2 separate regions of the Homo sapiens genome follow, and region 2 is linked to region 1. A link is an interaction called in ENCODE POLR2A ChIA-PET data of the cell type or tissue named here. Cell type or tissue: OCI-LY7. All regions are shown on one strand. Links, peaks and the distances in the headings refer to the core of each region. The heading gives the core; the rest is flanking DNA.

Region 1 (5,374 bases), core at 327-5,326:
CAGAAGAAAGCAATACAGCAGAAAAGGGGTGATGCCTCAGAAATAGCCTAGGGAAGCAAGATATGGGAGACAGGATGAAAAAACCTAATGGCGTCATTAAAGCAGAGAGGTGAGTTGTAGTGCATGCTCAGAAAAGATCCACTGTCCATCATCAGAGAAAGGAGAGTGCTTTATGTAGATATACGCACATCAACTCAGGGAAGAGGGAGAATACTCACTACATTTTTAACCCTGGGTATCTTCAAGTATGGAATTAAATGGGTACAGGGCATGAACTTCTATATAATGTTTTAAGTGCTGATATTATAGATGATTCTTCTATTTTTTTCCGGTAATTTCCAAACACAATTTTTTTTAACATGAGCAGTTTCTAAAAATATATATAAGATTTTTGAGTGATGATAAAGGAAGAAATTCTAAATTACTCAGGAGGCTGAGGCAGAAAGACAACTTGAGCCCAGGAATTTGAAGCTGCAGTGAGCTATAATTATGCACCACTGCACTCCAGTCTGGGCTACAAAGTGAGACCCTAACTCAAAAAAAAAAAAAAAAAGGAAGAAAAGCAATTGAAGATGTACTAAGAAGACAGACAATTGAACTTTGAAAACATTATCTTGAAAACTTAGCAAAAGAACTTGTTCAAATAAACAGATTTTTAAAGTTTTCATTACTTTAAGTAAGCTATTAGTTCTAAAACATGTGAATGGCTCTACGTTAGTTTTCACATTTATGTAAGGTCCTAGCACTATTGCCTGGCAAGTCATATCTGTCTGCCAAAAGGCAGGTTTTTGCATGCATTCTGTAGCCTACTCTAAACATGCTGAGGTTCTGAGCTAGTTTTGCTGTTCATTGCTCATTGCAAAAACTATTTTGTTTAGAAAATTGAGTTTCATGTTTACAATTGCCCCAAAAATAATGTAATAAATGTGTACATACAAATCCTTAATAAAATAACTTTTAGAGGACATGCTCATCCTTCAAAATAATAGATTTTACCTTCACAAACACTTGAAGCATTCTGTTGAGAGGCAACTGGAGTCTATGTAAAAGAAAAAAAGGCAAGGTTATTCAATATAGCAGAATGTGGAAATAAATGTCAGAGCAATATTATTAAAATAAATATTTTGGCAGCACTTTTCTTTGATGCATTGCTATTCTTTCAATCACAACAACAATTACAAACCCACAGTCCCTAGCCCAACCTTTGCATTAAGCAACAAACAGCCAGAAGTGTCCTATGAAGGAGCAATGTCACTGTGGTGGAGAAACCTCCCTGCCTTGTCAACAGGGTTGATGGAAATCATGACCCCCCCAGCAGCTGCCACATAGTAACCCATGTACAGCAGGCATCTGGCATCTGCTTTGGTCTCATGACCCCCCCCTTCTGTGTGTTTGCTAAATGATTGTAAATGTCAGGCTTCACAGTAGGGACTAGGTCCAGGTGGGCTCCCTTATGTAGTGTTGTGGCCCAGGTTCACCATGTTCTGGCCAGAATCTGAGTTTAGTGAGGCCTATGTGTGCCTGATACACAATGGTCTACCATTAGCTGTGGTGGGGAGTGGACACAGACGCTTCCTGTGGAGAGGGCAGGGAACCTGGCTGCCCCTCTGATCTGCTGCGCACACTCAGTGAAGCTGCTGGGATCAAGTGAGGATGAGCTCCTTCTATGCTCCAGGGAGGAGCATCCTCCCTGGCTACCTGAGGATTTGAAGCTTCTCTTGGACTGCTTGGGCAGCAACTTCAGTTGCTAAGATTGCTGTGTTCACCATAGCTGGAAGCATTTTCAACTTTAAATAAATGGATAAGAATAAACACTGCAGGAAATATGAAGCACTTTTAAATGCAAAATTAACTTACTGTCTTCAGTGGTGTCGTTGGTTTTTTCCTGGGGAATAAAAAGAGATGAGCTTTGTTAAAACACAACGAAGACAAAATGGAGCTATTTACCATTATTTTAGTCTCAAATTTAAGCTAGAATTATGAAAGCGATACAAGTGTGTAGAAGACTATCCTTGCAGGGTGGAGAGGGATGGAAGTGGGATTTAGTTATGATCCTCCTAGGCTCAGATGGAGTCTGCTGACAGATGGGGAAGGGGTCAACTGGGGATAAAGTAGGGCACCAGTCCGGCAGAACTGGACTCTTGCACCAGTTGCACTAATTACTTGGCGGGTGACCTTGGGCCTCTTTGTCTTGAGTGTGAGGTTAGATTCCTCACCTGTCAATTGAGGACCAGGATCAGTATTTTCAGTGTTTCTGTGGAGCCCCCTCTTCCCCAACAGCTCCCTGTGGGGGTTACTGTCCAGGACAGAGGGTAGAGGTAAGAGGGTGGTCCAGCAGGTGAGGTTGCAGCTGCACTTGCCCACTCCAGCTTCCTCCCTGTCTCTAGGGACTATTCTCCACTGTCTTCTGTGCAGGCTTTCTTTCAGAGAGATCCGAAACCAAAACAAGTTTGAAAACCACTGATGTGTGGTCCTGAAGGTACTTGCCTGCACTAACATTCTAGTTTGCAAAATGATTCAGGTGCTGGAGCTTCTGAAAGTCGGGGTGTCTTGTGGAACACTGTAAGTCAATGAACTCAAGATTCCAATAGAGACTGGAGTCTAATATTGGTAAGGTTGTATGCTCCTTTTCTGTGTGTTAAATTTCTTAATTTAAAAACCCTCACCATATCTCTCTCTCGCTTTGTTTTCGGCTGAGAGCTGAAGTGTGGGGGAAGAACACTAAGAATTCCTGAGCACCTGTAAGATGCCTGGCACTGGGTTAGGCTCCTCAGGTGCTATTTAAACCTTACAGTGACATTTTAAGGTGAGGAAACTGAGGCTCAGAGAGACGAAGTAGTTTGCCCAAAGTGATACAGCTGAACTAAGAGAGACGTATGCAGAGTTTTGGTTAATAAACCTTCAACATGGAGGCTTTCTTTGGTTTACACAGAGACAGAAATAAGATTAGAGCCATTCAGGCCAGCTTTAGACATATTTAAATTTGCTTTCCAAATAACCTGTTGAGCCAACATAATTTTACGGGGTGACGTTTGTAATATTAACACATTACAATCGTCACCTGACTGTTTACAAAGCCCTTCTAAATTCAATAAGAAAGAATGACTGTCACTTTCGAGAGGAACTTCAGTCGTATGGCTTTGAGGGAGTGCCCTGGTATGACCAGCACATAGTATATATCTACACACTTATTTACAGACCATAAAACTGAGCAGCAGTAAGTAAAGACAAAACCTGCTAGAGGCTCTGAAAATGATTCAGGTGCTGGAGCTTCTGAAAGTCAGGGTGTCTTGTGGAACACTGTAAGTTAGTGAACTCAAGACTTAACTAAAACTTCACAGGAGGAAATACTTCTAGATTTATTTATTTATTTATTTATTTATTCATTTATTTATTTATTTGAGATGGAGTCTTGCTCTGTTGCCCAGGCTGGAGTGCAGTGCTGTGATCTCAGCTCACTGCAACCTGCAGAGGTTCAAGTGATCCTCCTGCCTCAGCCTCCCAAGTAGCTGGGATTACAGGTGTGTGCCACCACGCCTGGCTAATTTTTGTATTTTTAGTAGAGACGGGGTTTCGCCATGTTGGCCAGGCTGGTCTTGAACTCCTGGCTTCAAGTGAGCTGCCCGCCTTGGCCTCCCAAAGTGCTGGGATGACAGGCCTGAGCCACCATGCCTGGCTCATTTGATGTTAGCAGGGCTCCTTACTCTTGGTCCAAGTTGCAGCCTGCCATGGGGAGAACTTCTAATGAAGTCAACAGGGCAGTGGGGTATCACCATCCTCACTCCCCAGATCTCAAAAGCTGCTTCCTGCAACAGGTACTTACCCGGCCCGTGGCAACGGGGATGGTGCAGCTGGTGGAGGTGACTTGGTTTCCCAGGCCCCACTGTTTCGACCTGCACAAACATATACACTACTCAGTCCCCAAGTCCTGAGCCGGGGGCTGATGCTCACACTGAGGCTGGCCTCTCTGGCAGGCTCAGAAATATTTGCACATACTGTGTTGCTTTCAGTTAAGCACATATAGGTAGTTATATTGAAGCTATTAAGGAAAACTTGTGGGCAAAGGTGATGACACATTTTAAAAGTGTCAGTGTATAAGCTCAGAGCTGGGATGGGGGTTAGGGACTCCACCTTAACATTTCTAAAGGACCTTCTCCTTACCCGCCCCCTGCCCCATGGGGCAAGTCCTGAGCCCACTGATTCTGAGGACTCAGTGAGGACCCCCACAGAGGTCCTTCAGGAAGGGAGCCAACAGCTCACACCTACATCTGTGCACACTGCACAAATGTGCACGGCAGAGGTGCCCAGAGACAGAGGCTCCAACCCACCACTCCTGACACAGACCTCAGACAGTGCTCCTTTATAAGCACACTTAAATACGGTAAATGCCTCTAACTTCACATTCAGAGGATATTTACTCACTCATCTCTGAGTTTTCAAGGGCTTTCGCCGACAGGTTTTCCTTAATGGACAAATTGAGACAAGTGCAGGCTGCTGCCCAAATCTCATCTTCTCAAGTCATAGAAGGGACCCGAAGGGTCTTGTCCCCTGCACCCAACCTCCCTTCCTGTACCTGAAGATAGATGCCAGACAATCGTTATGAGGGAGGAAGTGAAAGAGAAGCAGGATGGATCTTCACTGTGGGACAGAGGGCAGGCCAGGAGGGGAGAGGCCAGAGCTGAGCCAGCCCCCTCAGCATCCCCTAGCTGCCTCAGACATGATGCTCACCTGCTTGGACACCATTGCTCAGTGAGACCAAGGGGTCTCTTCATGAGGCTCTTCATTAACTTAACTGAACTGAATAAATGTTTTCTTAAGAACTTACTACACATACAAGTCCACAATTCCGTTTTTTTTTTTTTTTTTTTTTTTGAGACAGGGTCTTGTTCTGTCACCCAGGCTGGAGTGCAGTGGGGAGATCACAGCTTACTGGAGGCTTCAAACTCCTGGACTCAAGTGATCCTCCCCACTAAGTAGCTCCTGAGTAGCTGGGACTACAGGCATGCACCACCACACCTGGCTAATTTTTTGTCCAGATGAGATTTTGCCATGTTGCCCAGGCTGGCCTTGAACTCCTGGACTCAATCCATCCACCTGCCTTGGTCTCCCAAAGTGCTGGGATTACAGGAATGAGCCACGGTGCCTGGCCTATAATTCCTAATGGATTTATAGGGCATACTCTGTAAGTACAGGCTGGACCTGCTGCCCTCAGTCTGTACTTTCTTAGTTTATGAGATAGAGCACAGATAAGCACACATTGAAATAATAATCCATTACCAAGGATTATTGAGGACTTGGTACATGTAAAGCACATGAAGGCACTGTGTTAGGGGCCGAGGAAGAGGTGAAGAAGCAGACATAGGCCTCTGCCCTC
Region 2 (5,374 bases), core at 146-5,145, 970 kb before region 1:
GGGATCCCCCATCAGCCATGGGGAATTGCTAAGGGAGGGGCACAGCAGTAGAAAGAATGAGTATCCAGGCTTCCATGCCCCTACAGCTCACATATTTCCTTCAGCCCTGCTCAAGCCTTCCTCTCATCTCATGAGGGATTGCTCTGGAAGATGCCTGACCTTCTGACCTAATGAGAATGAGAGAACCCAAATCATGATGGGCAGTTCTGCCACCTGATGTCCCATGGTCAGGGGCTTTGTCTCTATCCAAGCTGTGGAAGAATGCCAGGAGTTATTTTATGAAAAGCATAAAGTTCTGTACTGCAGATGGCAGTCTTGTTCTAGAACCCAAGGGGCTTGGGTTTTTATTCTCCCACTGGTGTACCATCTTGAAAACTCTGACATCATAGGGTCTCCTAGATCACATGAACCAAGCACAGAGCCACTTCCACTATAGCCTGCACCTGCTGCAGATCACTTTTCTGCTCTGGGCCAGATCAAAGCTGGCAGCCTTGAAGGGAAACAGAAATCCAAGATGTCTTTGTTTTAAGGTGTGTTTAAAGTTGTGTTGTCCAATACAGTAGCCACTACCCCCATGTGTCTACTGAGCACTTGAAATGTGGCTTGTGACAAATGTTGAAATGATAATACTTTGGATATATAGTATTATATAAAATGTATTATTGGCCGGGCACGGTGGCTCACACCTGTAATGTCAGCACTCTGGGAGGCTGAGGTGGGCTGATCGCTTGAGCCCAGGAGCTCAAGATCACCCTGGACAACATAGCAAAACCCCACCTCTATTAAAAAATATAAAAATTAGCCAGGCACGGCGACTTGTGCCTGTAGTCCCAACTACTCAGGGGACTGAGGTGGGAAGATCACTTGAGACCAGGAGGTCGAGGAAGCCATGATTGTGCCACTGCACTCCAGCCTGGGTGACAGAGCAAGACCTTGTCTCAAAAAATATAAAAAAGAAAGTATTACTGGCCGGGCGTGGTGGCTCACACTTGTAATCCCAGCACTTTGGGAGGCCGAGGTGAGTGGATCACAAGGTCAGGAGTTCGAGACCAGCCTGGCCAACACAGTGAAACCCCTTCTCTACTAAAAATACAAAAATTAGCTAGGCATGGTGGTGCGCGCCTGTAATCCCAGCTACTTGGGAGACTGAGGCAGGCGAATGGCTTGAACCTGGGAGGTGGAGGTTGCAGTGAGCCAAGATTGTGCCACTGCACTCCAGCCTGGACGACAGAGCTAGACTCTGTCTCAAAAAAAAAAAAAGGTATTATTACAATTAATTTTACCTGCTTTTTTTGTCTTTTCACATTGCTACTAGAGAATTTTAAATTACATTCATGCGTTGCATCATACTTCTATTGGACAGCGATGAAGCAGCAATCACCCATTTACAGATTTACCAAGCTTGTGGACTATCTGCCACTAGCAAGGTACTGAGCTGAGTGCCGAGGAGAAAAGGCTGAAAAAGACAAAGGATCAGCTCTCATGCAAGGCTTCTTTCCTTTCACGAGATGAGTGATTAGTGTCTTGTGTGATGCATGCCAAGAAGGTGTCCCCTGGGTATGGAAGCATAGGAGAGTGGCATCCAAGTCATGCTGGGCAGTCAGGAAGCCTGTCTGGAGGAGGAGGTGGCTCAATCTCGAAAGACAACAGAAATTTATTAAATGTTAAAAGTAATCAAGGGGTGCAGGAAGAGCATACCAAGTCAGAGAAAACAGCTTGATCACAGTCTGCATGACTCTGGCTGAGTTTTTCCTCTTCAAGAAATTTTCTGAAAGCTTAGTAATTAAAGATGGCTACAGAGTTAGACTGTTCCTTCCAATCTTTTCATTTTAGAGGAAGCATGAAAGAGAAACAATCAGATAAATATGGTAGGCATGAAGCACAAAAAATAGGCCAAATCTCAAATTGCTCTCAGCAGTAATTTTTTTTTTTTTTTTTTTTTTTTTTTTTGAGACGTAGTCTCACTCTGTCACCCAGGCTGGAGTGCAGTGACACAATCTCAGCTCACTGCAACCTCTACCTCCCAGGTTCAAGTGATTCTCCTGCCTCAGCCTCCAGAGTAGCTGGAACTGCAGGCATGCACCACTATGCCCAGCGAACTTTTGTATTTTTAGTAGAGACAGGGTTTCACCATGTTGGCCAGGCTGGTCTGAAACTCCTTACCTCAAGTGATCCACCCACTTCAGCCTCCCAAAGTGCTGGGATTACAGGCATGGGCCACCACGCCCGGCAGAGCAGTAAATATTTGTATGTGCCAAATACTGGGGGCAAAAGGGAAGGGCTTCTTTGCCACATAACACAACTGGCACTTAGGGGTGGTAATGCTGACATTCTGTTTCATTCAGTCAGGAAATGAACTCCTCATACAGGCTATATTGAATAGTAATAATGGTCACCTGAAGCTGTTGGTGTTTGGCCTCCCCTGGAAGCAAGATATCTGTATGAAAGACCCACACCTAAGAAGTAATACTGACAAATGTCAGACATTTGATTGGCACATTATCTGAGGAGAGGGATTAGAGAAAGTTCTAAGTATCCATGACTCATCTATTCCTTACAATCAAAATCCAAATCATGACTGTTAATGTCTTTGTAAATGAGTCAGACCTGCTGTGGTTCAGAGACTTTTCATTTTATGTTGATTTCTAAGAATTGCATAGTTTAAGCCACCTTGACTTTTATAAGCGTAGAAACAGATGGGGTTTAAAGTAAGAACTCATTAACTGCCAAAAAATAAAAAAAAGAAATCGAGAGCTTTAACATGACATGATTTTCTGCCTGAACAGTTTCAGTTCTGCTTGTTGTGGCACTACAACAGCTCACGTGCATGAACTGTCCATCGTACATTCTGGCTTCAGAGTCTGTGGTATGAAATCCTGGTACTGATTACAATTCTTACTATTAGAGTATGTACCATGTTAGTGCATTCATAATGAAAGGTCATGAACTATTACCAAGGGTGGTGAGCACTGCTCAAGAATAGATGGTTGCTCCTTTGGAGGAAAGAGGGTTGCTTGGAGTACCCTGTCCGCCTCTCATAACAATCACTTAGTCTCAGTGTCTGGAGGGATGGGGGCACCACTGAGCCCATGAGGGATTAGTCACCAGGAGATAAACTGTGGTGACCTCAGATCTTGACTCAGGACTCGTTCTTAGCAGCCAGGGTCCTCAGTCTCCTCTGTGAGGAGGACACAGTGGCCATGTCCTGGGCTCTCTGCTGCTGCTGGACACTTTCCTGAGGTTGCTGCCCTTCATGAAGGGGAGCAGCTGTGATGTCAGCAACCAGCCTGAAGAGGGACTTACTAGGGAATGTTTCCAAGCCAACTGCTAATGCTCCCACCTATTATTTGGGAAGCATTCATTTCCTCAGATAAGCCTCAGAACAGCCCAATGCAAAGAAAACTTGATTTCATTAAAACAGAGCTAGGGGCCGGGCGCGGTGGCTCACGACTGTAATCCCAGCACTTTGGGAGGCCAAGGCGGGCGGATCACGAGGTCAGGAGATCAAGACCATGCTGGCTAATGTGGTGAAACCCCGTCTCTACTAAAAATACAAAAAAATTAGCCGGGCGTGGTGGCAGGTGCCTGTAATCCCAGCTACTCCGGAAGCTGAGGCAGGAGGATGGCGTGAACCCAGGAGGTGGAGCTTGCAGTGAGCCGAGATAGCGCCACTGCACTTCAGCCTGGGCGACATAGCGAGACTCCGTCTCCAAAAACAAAAAAAAAACAGAGCTAGGTATCTTATATTAGCTTTACAGAAAGAGGATTTCAAGCAAGCTTCGAAGAAATGTAAGAACAGAGCTTGTTAAGATGCAAGTTGCGGGGGAAAGGCCAGTAAATCTGAGAGAAACAAGAAACCCAAAACAAGAAGACAGGCCTCAGAAATCTCATCAGGCTTGAGTAGGAAATGGGACACATAATCAGATAACAGACACCACACTGCTTTGTAGTCTATACATTTATTGAGTAAAAACAAAATCAGTGTCAGACACGTTATATTTGATTGGGTTCAAATTTGGCTGATGTCCAAATGCAGCAGAGAAGAACGGTGGGGCGAAGGGACACAGTGTTGCTGACAAGGTGACACTGAACAAAACAGTTTTCCTTTAATTGTAAAAGCGGGCATCGCACAGCTGGTGTGAGTCAATTAACCAAGGCAGGGAGGGGACTCAATGTTTTACAAGCAGAGGGAAAACCAAAGTAAGCAGAGAACTTTCAAGAGAGGAGAGGGCCAGAACACTGAGAGAAAAAGCTGCAGCAGAGGCCTGCTGGAGAACAGTGGTCAGATCTGCTGGCTCACTTGGGGAACACAGTGACCACTTCATAACCCTCAGGTGGTGTGACTCGCTCCCGGGCATGCTTCTCACAGTAGATTTGATCCTCCACAAAGAAATGGCCCTTCTGTTTCAGGTTGGTGCCACAGTCAGTGCACACATAACACTCAGGGTGGCGGTGACGGTCCCGCAGCTTCACAAACACACCACTACAGAAGCAAGGGAGGGAAGGGACTCCATCAGTGACAAGCACCTGCAGGTGGCACCTGAGCAGGTGGCACCATCCTTCCTGAGCAGGGGCCTGGGGCTTCTCCCCAGGAACCCATCACAGGGGAAACCAGGGCCTCCCAACTGGCCTCCAATCATAAGGGACTTGCTTCTCCTTCCCAGGGTCCAGAGACATTTTTCCAAAAACCCCTCCTACTTCAACAGGGCAGCCCTGATTTTTCTCATTTTACATGTTCATAACCTAAGGGCTCCGCAGTGAAGGAAAACCTTCACAACCTGGCTCTGGGACACAGGACCTTTCTGGCCTCTCTGTTGCATTTTTCCAGGAGGGATTTGTCTCCCTCACAAGCAAAATGTGCAACATCCAGCACTTTCCACATTTTCATGGTTTACCCAACCTGCAGGGTCTGCAAAGGCTGTGGGAAGCAGATACTCACACAATCCCAGTGCCACATTTGTCACACATAGGCAACTTCTGAGCATTTCCAATCGACGCAGCCACTTTAGTGACAGGAGCTTTAACACTTCTGAATCCTGAGGGCTTGTTGGGATCCCCTGAAATGAGGAAAACACTGTCATTGGCCAGGAAGGGCAGAATTGCATAAGTATCACTCAGCTCTTCAGAACCACTTATAAATATATGTTCAAGCAAGGCCATGGGAACTGGAGTGACTCTGCTCTGTGATCCTGGGCAAGTAACTTAGCCTCTCTGGTCCCCAGTTTATTTTTCTATAAAATAGGAGATTAACACCTGGCCAAAGAAAAGCCCAAAAAGCCAAGACAATCCTAAGCAAAAACAATAAAGCTGGAAGCATCATGCCACCCAAATTCAAACTATATTACAAGGCTACAGTAATCAAAACGACATGGTA

The links. Peaks named below come from ENCODE experiments on the same cell type or tissue, not always from the same donor. Only the 100,000 strongest peaks of a DNase experiment are listed, where the experiment ranks them.
Region 2: POLR2A ChIA-PET joins it to region 1 with 5 read pairs; 1 of 35 experiments calls an interaction of 5 or more read pairs at or near these places.

Annotation. Positions count from the first base shown.
Region 1 is chr10:96,206,015-96,211,388 of GRCh38, forward strand. It overlaps BLNK (B cell linker), which reads right to left. Exons shown (of 17, transcript NM_013314.4): 9 at 3,824-3,893; 10 at 1,858-1,885; 11 at 997-1,039. Among named protein-coding and RNA genes, the nearest start is that of BLNK, 63 kb to the right of the region's middle. In OCI-LY7, for the core only: no CTCF peak of the experiment used is centred there; DNase peaks (open chromatin) are centred at 2,427 and 4,627; H3K27ac peaks cover 2,859 bases.
Region 2 is chr10:95,233,629-95,239,002 of GRCh38, forward strand. PDLIM1 (PDZ and LIM domain 1) reads right to left here. Exons shown (of 7, transcript NM_020992.4): 6 at 4,940-5,057; 7 at 3,944-4,483. The coding sequence ends at 4,297. Among named protein-coding and RNA genes, the nearest start is that of ACSM6, 42 kb to the left of the region's middle. In OCI-LY7, for the core only: CTCF peaks have their summits at 353 (motif pointing right), 3,083 and 3,285; DNase peaks (open chromatin) are centred at 2,793, 3,663 and 4,493; H3K4me3 peaks cover 1,800 bases; H3K27ac peaks cover 3,860 bases.